Regions from separate parts of the Homo sapiens genome. Here region 2 is linked to region 1. A link is an interaction called in ENCODE POLR2A ChIA-PET data of the cell type or tissue named here. Cell type or tissue: Panc1. All regions are shown on one strand. Links, peaks and the distances in the headings refer to the core of each region. The heading gives the core; the rest is flanking DNA. Region 1 overlaps PAQR9 (progestin and adipoQ receptor family member 9). Region 2 overlaps PCOLCE2 (procollagen C-endopeptidase enhancer 2).

The links. ChIA-PET counts read pairs that join two places held together with the same protein. Peaks named below come from ENCODE experiments on the same cell type or tissue, not always from the same donor. Only the 100,000 strongest peaks of a DNase experiment are listed, where the experiment ranks them.
Region 2: POLR2A ChIA-PET joins it to region 1 with 6 read pairs; 2 of 35 experiments call an interaction of 5 or more read pairs at or near these places.

The regions. Positions count from the first base shown.
Region 1 is chr3:142,955,779-142,961,163 of GRCh38, forward strand. It overlaps PAQR9 (progestin and adipoQ receptor family member 9), which reads right to left. Exons shown (of 1, transcript NM_198504.4): 1 at 1-5,385. Among named protein-coding and RNA genes, the nearest start is that of PAQR9, 5.2 kb to the right of the region's middle. RefSeq lists an enhancer at 2,530-3,729. In Panc1, for the core only: no CTCF peak of the experiment used is centred there; a DNase peak (open chromatin) is centred at 3,068; H3K27me3 peaks cover 1,130 bases.
Region 2 is chr3:142,860,429-142,865,813 of GRCh38, forward strand. All of the region lies in intron 2 of PCOLCE2 (procollagen C-endopeptidase enhancer 2), which reads right to left. Among named protein-coding and RNA genes, the nearest start is that of PCOLCE2, 26 kb to the right of the region's middle. In Panc1, for the core only: no CTCF peak of the experiment used is centred there; no DNase peak of the experiment used is centred there.

The sequences.
Region 1 (5,385 bases), core at 216-5,215:
AGGGAATTTAATAAAGTTTCTAACCAGAATTTTTAAAAAGACTTTTAAATTTAGCCATGAGACACACCTAAAACCTATCTCATGTGTTTTCTTCTTTTTTAAAAAATGATTTGTATCCTTCTTTAAACTATACATTATTTACATTTTTAAAGACCTACTAGGTCTTTATCATTTGAGTAAGAGCTCAAGGTGATTAAACTCACCGGATAAAGATGAGTCTTTCCAAAAAGCTCTGGTTCTCACTTATGTGCTAAGGCCTGTTTTTACAAACAAATGTCTATTAGAAACTTTACAAATATAAAATTAAAATACTTTTTTAAAAAATTTTCCCAGGAATTTTATTTTTTGCATCCAGCATATTAAAAACAGATTATGCTTTCCAACTAGAGATGGAACTAAGAAGAAATGAAATTGTGTCCCCATGCTTTATCTAGAAACAAGAGTTTATTTACACAGTGTCCTTCTTCAATATCATGGTGTACTGGGAGAAGCAGGGCCATCTTTACAGCACGGCCAAATGACCACCTGAAGACCCCCCATTCTGCCTTGAGTGCTTATTGCGTATTTTGGGTGGAGGTATAAGGCATGAGGGAAAGGTGGCCTGTCACTTTTACACATTGGAGAATAATTTTGCACATTCAAGAAATTTTCCTTGAGAAATGCCATGTTTGGAATAGCTTCCAGAGATTGATTGAGAACAAAAGCATTAAAGCAAGTGCATTACATTTAGAAGCACAATACATTGGGAAACATTCTCAAAAGCTCAAAGAGCAGGCTGTTTTTCCACTGAGCTAAATAGTAAATAAGTGTGCATACTGTTGCATATAGGTATATGTTCAGAGCTTTCAAAAGTCACATCCTGCCACAATTAACAGCTAAATGAGCATTCTTGGCCCCTGACCTATAAATAAACACTCTAATTCTGCAACTTGCTCACAGATTCTTAAGGAGCCACTCTAGAACAAAAATGCCTACAAACTGGTTAGAAATCTGCAAACCAGAAATGCAATACAGTTATCCTTTTTTAAATGACAACAACAGAAATTTATATTAGCTTTTGGAAGAGTGACTAAGAAGAACTGACATCCATTTTCACAATTAAGAAATAATTATTCACAATACCGAAGAAGCCAAATCTTCAATAAGAAAACGTGTGGCCTCTCACAAAAGAACACAGTAGTGCTCAGCTCCAACCACTGAATGCTTCCTTTTTCAGTTTGTCTAGGCTTGTTCGCTTTTTGTCAGGTGATATATGTCAGAGAATATTGACAATCCTTCAAGAAAATGATTCAAAAGGTGATGTACAATTGGCTGGTGCTATCCCGTAATGCCTTTTTGCCTCTGTCCTAATTTTATGGAAACAAAGTAAGGGCTTTAAGCCAGGAGATAAATGTACCACTCAAAATATACCTGGACACTCGTGCTCAGGTCAAACGCTACAAGATGTGGTTAAGCTGACAAACAGAATTCCTTGCCTGTCTACTCGAACACTAACACCCTGGGAGTTCACATGCTTTTCTAAGGACAAAATTTAAAACTCAGGCTGACTGCACAGTTGAACTTGCTGCCCCATTCTGACTGTTTGACTCTAATCCTCTTTGTTCTCCCCTTCCCATGCATTCTTCCTATCTTTTTTACCTCTGACACTTTTTAATGATTTCCTCCAGATTAATGTTTTCTAAGACATGTTTCATAAGTTACAACACAAAGATCCTAAAAGGCTAGAGAGCATTAGTTAATCTCAGTTAATTTTGGAGATCTAGCCATTTACCTTCTTATGTATGTGATTGGTTTGTTTGTTTGTTTTATTACACTATAAAATTCAGACACTTAAAGACATCTCAATTTAGGCACTTTGGATGATCCACTCTTCATAATAGTATGAATACTATCAATCTTCCAATAGTTATCGTTATTAGTGTTTTCATAATATTAGTGATAAGTTTTTCAATTCTGTACATATGCCGACTATCCCCTCACTTGGATTGTACATTACATTTTCAAGTTATTTTTAACAATAGGCCTAGGAGCACACAGAAAAAGAAAAAAGAAAGAAATTGATTGCTGAGGAAGTCAGCATGTGAATAGAAATAAGATTCTATGGATTGCACTTATGCTAGCAAAAAAAGAGACCCAAACTCAGGGACTTACGGCATTCTACCTACAGCCAAGGTCAGAGTTTGGTTCCTGGCCAGAGAGACTTTCTGGGGCTTCTCTCTTCCACCAGAAGACAAAAGGGTAATGGCTGTAATAATACGGATGGGTCCTTGCCCAATGTCTTACACACAGTAGGTGCTCAAAGATCATGAAAGGTATGATATGAGTGCATGAATGAACAGCTCAAAGATTGCTGACAGAGTGAAGTCAGCAGTGGTAAACTTCAACAGTTGAAGAACAAGATGGTAACAACCATTTTAAGTGGCTGATAACATTTTGTTTGAGATATTTTGATCTAATTTCAAAGACAGCCCTATCTCACTTTGCTCAATTTTAAAGTTAGTCAATTAAGGGACTGTATCTATATCTCTTTTTCCAATTAGTGTCTGTGTGCTTGGCCAGGCATCATAGCCATGCAAACTAGTAAACACAGTTGAGCAGACAATGGTCTCCGCATTCTAATGCCAGTTTGAAAACTTAATCCTGTCACCTTGGACCAACTATAAAGCTTTGAAATGGAGATAACTCCCACCATACCTGTCTCCTATTATAGCTTTGTGCAGATTAACTAATTAAAGTTATGAAGAGATTTAAAGATAAAAATTCCTGTTTATTATTGCTGTTAGTCCTCAGAGTTGGCACCAAATCAGGAAAAAATGATATAAATCACCTCTGTCCCAAAATTTTGCATTCTTAGAAATGATTCCTATGAAGTATCACTATAAATTAGGCTAAATTGTTTTTTGACTGCAAGCACTTACAAGCTGGATTTATGAATGGAAACATATGAAGGCCACTCTGTCCAGCTCTGTAGCCCCATACTTTCTCCCTGGGCTATTTATAGAAAGTGTATGGCTAGTGGAAAAGTTCACATTTATTTTTACAAGCCAGTCATGACATGACCGAGGAACTCATTTCCTCTCTCTGGGAAGGTCATCCTCTTCACCTGAGCTGCAAGAACGGCAGGGAAGAAAGGAACCCCATTAGCCAACTAAGTCAGTCTGAGTCAGCCCCAGAGACCAACCCACGGGGTGACAGGCACCGAAGTCAAACACCTTCATTTTCCAGGCATGACTCTATGGCGCCGCTCCTTGAGATGTCATCCAGATCATGACTAACAAGTAAAAATGAAACATATTACATAATATGCTTCAAAATTCTACTGCCAAAATAGGTTGTACATAGATAATGGACTGAATTCTTATTTATAATTTGTCCTACATTTCAAACAGCTGAACACAATAAAGTAAAACTGAATTTTAATGTGGCAAAATGGAAAGTGTGAAAAATATTTTAAAATATATATTGTTCTGATTGCCACATTACCTTGAAATGTGTAATAAACCTGGATAGTTCCGTGCAAATGGGGAGATTCAAAGTAAATATTCACTTCTAAAACATCAAGAAATTTAATAAATTCAGCAAATAAACTGTATAGTTTAACAAATCATCCCTGGCTTTGACTAGTGTATATGGTACCTATTTGCAAACATGAAGTGAAGCCAAACCAGTTTTCAACTAGAATGTCCTCTTGTCATTATTATATGTGGTCTACAAAATCTAAGATGGAATAGGAAAGAACAGTGGACGAAGGAAAAGGCAAAGGGAAGAGGAAAGTGAATCCTCATTCTCTCTGGGACATACTGGGTGCTGAAACCTGTGTGGCAAAAAGTGTGTCATCTCACTGTACTCATGCAGCATAATCACCTGAAAAATGATATGGGTATAATTTTATCCTTAAGTGGCCTCTCCTTAAGGTCAAAGACAAAGGACAAGAAGAGAATTCTGTCTGTGGACCTGGAAGAACAACAAAAAATTAAAATGACAAATTTGGTGTTTTAGTTATTGTTCTCAAACTCATTAATCCTTGCTAGAAGTCTTCCTCCTGAAAGTTCCTTCTGAAATTGAGGTCCCATTTTACAAAGAAACTACATAATACGCTTCACCCTGTTTCTCTAGCTTCCAAACCAATGTTCTTTGGGGCTCTAGAAAAAACAACAATGACATGCAAATAAATTTGCATGTGGAAATATCCTGATTTCCACAGTTGTCCTTGAATGCATCTATTGAATTAAGTTACAGCTGAGGAATAACATCTGTTGTAAGTACAAATTAGCCTCTGTAACCTAACAGGAATCTCCTTGCACTTCACAAAGGATGAGACACTGACACTCGTCAACAACTGTGCAAAGTGTATTTACAATCTCAGTAAGAGATTCTAAATTAAATATAGACATATATAAATTTAACTTCTATGTGCAAAGTAACACACACAAGGATACCGGTTCCTCCAGGGAATTGTGCTGAGCTTCTCTGTTTACAGAGAAGTGATTAAAAGCATAAACAAAACCAGCAATTGTTTTAGAAGTGCCAGCCTACCAGTGCTGAGGTAAGTGTTCATCTACCTCATATGCATGATCTAAGTTATATCATAAAATCAAGATGCACCTGTGGGACATGATCATCCTGCCCAAGACCTTCAACTAGGCAGTGGAGATCAAGCCCAAGATAAGCCACCACTACCTGGGCAAGCTCTCCATCACCTACAAGCCAGTGAAGTACAGCTGGCTGGGTATGAGGGCCACCCACTCCTCCTGCTGAGCCAGTAAAGGCACACATGTCTCCAAACAAAACAAAACAAAAAAAACTCCCAATCAATGACTTATTTGGCTTCTAACAAAATGACCTACCAGGAAGTGTGGTAAGTATTTAAACAAGTCATCTCAGTGGTTTGTGTTAATCTAGAGTGGCCATCTCAATTACAGGTTAGCATTTGTAAGAAATGTCTAAATAACATTGGCTAATCTGTTTGTTAGAAAGGATCTCAGGGACATGCTCATGAATGTTTCAAGGATTTAGGGTGACTGCCCATCATTTCCATAGTCTGGAACCAAATCAAACTTCAGCGTTTAACTAGGCAAGTGTAATCTTATTTAACTCAAAATTTTCAGTGACAACTCAATAATGTGCTCCTGCCTTTCATAATAAAACTGCCTTGTTTATTCTTGGATATTATGTTTTTAATTTTAAGCAAGGATGGATGGCATCAGTCTAGAACTTCTCCCATGGCTGCATTAGAAACACATCTACATTAGAGGGTTGGCTCTTTGTCCTTGTTGGGAACCCAAATGCTCTGCACGCTCCTGTAAGCTATCTCCAATCCCACCAAAAACTTGAAACCAACACCATCTTCTGCCCTCCTGGATGGACCATGAAACCTTGATTTTC
Region 2 (5,385 bases), core at 194-5,193, 95 kb before region 1:
TTGTTGTTGTTGTTGTTGTTGTTTTGTTTGATTGCAATGTCGCGATCTCGGCTCACTGCAACCTCTGCCTCCCAAGCTCAAGCTATTCTCCTGCCTCAGCCCCCCAAGTAGCTGGGATTACAGGCGCCCACCACCACGCCCAGCTAATTTTGTACTTTTACTAGAGACAAGGTTTCACCATGTTGGTCAGGCTGGTCTCAAACTCCTGACCTCAACTGATCCGCCTGTCTCGGCCTCCCAAAGTGCTAGGATTATAGGTGTGAGCCACCACTCCCGGCCCATGCCTTGTTCTTTAAGTTAGCTTAGTTTTCTATGTGCCTATCACTAAAACCCCTCTCAATACCGGCCAGGCACCAGTATTCTATCAAGCTCCATTCTCTTCTTGGAAACACCCATTCTGGAGCTCTCCTTCCTCCTGCCCACCCTCTATCCAGTCTGGACTGGTCACTCTCAAGGCCTGCAGCACAGCTGTGGGCTGGGACTTCACTTCTTCACCAATTCAGGAACCCCCATTCCCAGGGCTTCTAGGTCATTTTCCTTGCTTGTTTTATTCCCTCATTTTTCTGGAGATCATCCTCCTTTAGTTTTCTTACCAAAGGTGTACAGAGATTAAAAGTTTCAGATAGTACACCTCTGAAAATGTCTTTATTATTCTGTACTCAACACTTGTCTGCCAGTTTGGCAAGGTACAGAATTGTAGCTTTAAATGGTTTTCTCAGAACGCTAAAGGCTTTGCTCCACTGCCTTCTAGCTTCCAGCAATAGGCTGATGCTGTTCTTTCCCCTTCTATGTGACTGTCCTCCTCTGCAGAGAGTTGTAGGATTTTTGTGAGTAAATTTAACAAAGATGCACCTTGGTGTTTATCTTTCTTCATTCATTTGTGCTGAGTGTTATTTCTTTGATAACTCCCTCCTCTCCAAATTCCCTGTTCTTTCTTTTTAGAACTCTCGTTAGTCAGACTTGGACTTCCCTGACAGGATTCTCTAATTTTCTTATCTTTTCTCTTCAATACTCTACCTCTTATTTTGTTCTACCTGCTGAGTGTCAAGTTTAGCCCTGATACTAATTTTTTTATCTCTATTATCAAGTTTTAAATTTCCAACAGTGTTTTTCTTGTTGTTTCCTTTGTTTTTAGTATCCTGCTTTGATTTTATGTGCACAGTGTCTTTTCACATCTCCCTGAGGACGATAATGATTATTATTTTGACATTTTCTTCTGCTCTGCACTGTTTCTGTTGCCTTGGAGTTTTTGTTTCCCTCGGTTTGGGCTCTGCCTTTTCATGTAAGAGGCTTTCCTCAAATGTCTAGTAATCCCCAACTGGCTGTTCACATTCAGAACTGAGGTGAGGCTGACTGGAAGCTCTGTGGCAGGGCTTGTCACCAGTGTGATGGGGACGAGCTGGCTTTTGCCTTGGGCCTCCCAAATGTCAGTATCTGGATAGAGGTCCTTTCTCAAGGGCTGTTCATTTTCTCTAAGATTGTTCCATGCCTCGCCTGAGGTGTAAAGACCTTGCTGCAGCTTTCATCGGAGGAGCAGGGAAAGAGGTGGGGCCGGGGTCTCACCATTCTAGTACACAGACTGTAATTACCCTGTTTTCAGTGCCACACCTGGGCCTGACCTCTTCTGCTAGGCTTGCAGTTCTGAAGCCCAGAACCCCTGTGGTTCCCAGAGCATACTCCCTGCCAGGCTGGAGGGAGAAGGTGGGGAGGTAGAAGAGAGACAGCACCCTTGCTGCTGGAGGTGGAGGAGGGAACCTGTAGGGTTAACCGCTCTTACAGAGGCCTTCAAACAGAACTCCAACTTCTAACCTCATCTGCCCTCCTGCCTTCCAAGAAACCAGGTGCCTCCAGCTCCAGAGCCTTTCTAGAATTCTGTGGCACAAATCGGCTTGTTTCCTACTGACACCTCCCTTCTCCTCTGGCAGGGGAGTGTTCGTTCTCTCTCTTCTGTTAATTCAGTCACCACTGACCATCTGCTTTCTTATCTTCCAAAATCTTGTTGGTATCTCTCATGTACTATTAATTCTGTTCCAATTCCATTTTTCCTGTGAGTTTAAACTTTTCAATTCCCTTACTGTAATTTTGGTGGGAAGAGAAATACTGAAATAAATGCTTAAATACATAAATAAATGCTTAATTCATCAGGTTTCACGAGAAGCCACTGAGGTGATCTTTATTAGGACATAATAAGAATGATAGATGCTGTATTTGTAGGTTATCTAGAAGACAATGTCATGTATAACATTATAAAATAATGTATAAGAGTATATTTTTAAAATGGAACCCAGATCTGTTAAGCACCTATCAAATATCCAGAGAACTCCAAAGGACTGAAAGACAGCTATACTACCATCTGTAATGGCTTTATACTATTCTAATGTACACTTGCACCATCATTTATACAAGAAATCTCAAATTTTTCTAAATTTAGCATGTTTCCAAATTTTCATTAATATAAATAATGCTATTATAAACATAATTATAAAAATATTCTTGTGCTTAAGGGAATATTTTTATAGGACAAATTCCTAGAAATGGACCTGCTAAATCAAGGAGTTGGGCATTTTAGATGATTACAGAATATACCCCAAGAAAAGTTGTATTAGTTCCCATTTTTCACACCTTCTCCTACGCTGGATGCCTATCAATACTTATCAGTCTGGCAGGCAAAAAAAAAAAAAAAAAAAAAAAGACACCATTGTTGTTTTAATTTCACAGCAGGCATTTGCATGGGAAAGCTTGGTTCACTTAATGTGGCAGAGGCCAGATGTCTGACAGCAGGTAAAAAACAAAAAAACAAAAAACATTGAAGATAGCTTCAGGGTTTCAAGCCCTGCAGGTACCATCCACAATACAAAGGCAGTAAGGAGAGAAAGGTTTGATGTTGTTTTGCTTTAGAAAGAAGTAGGGCAGAGGGACAGAGGGTGTCATAAGTTTGCTTTTGAACATGTCAGGTTAAGATATTTGAGCTGAATGTTGCAATATCATAAGGCAGTTAGAATGATGGTTTCAGGGGAAAAACATTTCAAAAGGTCCAGTTCTCTCAGGAAAGAGGACATTTGATCAGATAGATGGGACATGGAAAAACTTTTACAAGAGAAAACAACGTCTGAGGCCACAGACGACTGTCTTACTCTAGCCAGATGGCTCACAAATGTGTAGCCTCAAATAGCGCGTAAGAGAGGAAGAGGGTGTGGGAAGGGCTCAGAGGTGCCAGAAGCAACAACCCGAGGGCACATCCTTGGGATGGTGGTTAGGTGCATCAACAGAGGAGGCACTTTCATTATTTCCACACCGTGTGCCCAAGCCTCCCAACAACCTAGCTAACTTTGCTTATAAATTCTTTTCAAACTAAATTCTTTTCCACTTAGACTCCACCAAACACAAAGCTTTTTAAAAAATGTAAATTAAATTAAAAACAAAACAAAAGTGGATAAACTAGCATGCTATTTAAGAAAAACCTCATGATTCCTGGAGAAGAGTTTAGTCAGCAGAAGAAAAGACAGTGAATCATTTTGCTCAGATGGTGTGGCATTTAAATTAAATGTTCTGTGACGACGACACATTTAAGAAAAAAAAAATCATAAAAACAAGACACTAGTAGACAAGGAAAAGAAGACTGGGGAGCGTCTCAGAAAGAACTTACTAGTCCAGACTGCGTGAAACTGGCACAGATGGCTTGAAAGTTATAGCAGGGTGGGGGTAATTACGTTCAAACATGCCTGGTACTTCCTGCATGGCGACCTGGTATACTGCAAAGCTTAGGGTTATTCATAAAATGAGAATACCCAAGTTTCACCAAGCACCTTTTCCTCAAAGCCCTCAGCTGTCTGAAGAGATGGCTGATGTTGATGAGAAGCACTTATGCTGTGGTTTTTCAATTCAAGGAGAAGCTGATTCTTAAAATTGAGAGTCTTCGAATGCCATATAGAGCAGTTCTGCTTTTATCATTTCTCACTTGGCCACAAGTTTCAGGCCAGGGTCCTGGTAGTTCCTTGATATTTCAGACCCAGTTCAGGTCAGAGTTTTTCAATCATAAAACACTTTTTTCCTTAAAAAAACAAAACAACACAACTTATCAAGGTATGATTTACAAACCATAATAACCCACTCATTTTAAAGTGTACATTTCAACGATTCTTAGAAAATGTATGGAGTTGTGCAACCATCACTACAATCCAATTTCAGAATATTTCCATCACTCCAAAAAGATTTCTCATGCCCATCTGCAGTCACTGCTCATTCCCACCCACAGCCTCAAGCAAGCACTGATCTACTTCCTGTCTCTATAGACTTGCCTTTTCTGGACATTCATATGAATGGAATCAAACAGTATGTGGTCTATTGCATCTGGCTTCTTTCACTTAGCATAGTGTCTCTGAGGTCCATGTAGCATGAATTAGTACTGCATACCTTTTATGGCTGAATAATATTCCATTGTATGAATATGCCACATATTTATCCATTTACCCTGTTGATGGGTATTTGAAATGTATCTACTTTTGGCTATTATTAACAATGCTTCCATAAACATCTTTGTACAAGTCTTTATGTGGATGTATTTTCATTTCTCCTGCATCTAAAAGTACAACTGCTTGGTCATATGGTAAATGTTTAACTTTAAAAGAAACTGTTTTCCAAAGTGGCTGTACCATTTTACATTCCTACCAGCAGTGTATGAGAGTTTCAACTTCTTTACATCCTCAACAACACTTGCTATTCTCTGTGTTTTTTTTTTTTGTTAAAGTCATCCTAATGGGTATGAAGTAGTAGCTTATTGTGGTTTTGATTGCATTTCTCTAATGACCAATGATGTTGAGCATCTCTTCATGTGCTTATTGACCATTTATACATCTTCTCTAGTGAAATGTCTATTCAAATCTTTTGCCTGTTTTTTTTTTAAATTGTCAACCCTAAAGTACTTTTAAAATACAAACAGAAAAGCATCAAAACTTAACTTGTAATAAAGATGAACATCTGAGTCACACTGCAAAATCTGGTTTCATACATCCATTTTACGCCAAGAGTGAGAGGCAAGGAACCCCTTACAAGCTTGTTTAATGAAGTTACCCCATACAAAATAAGTGAGTTGACAACAACATCTCTTGAAGAATGCATTGGCTAGGAACACTGGTTTCTCACTTTAATTTCTGGATCAGCCATAATTTCTACAGAATATAAAAAGAAACAACATCCTGTGAAGGATGGAGGGCCTCTCACTGCTTTTTAGAGGATAATATAAAAGAGTAAAAATTAAAACACAAGAAGTTTTAGAAATAACTACAAATACAGATATTATGTAGTCAGCAGGCTCATTATATAAATATGTCAACAAAATCAATGTATGGAGAACTTGGAATAATTTGTGTGACTGGATAGGAAGCA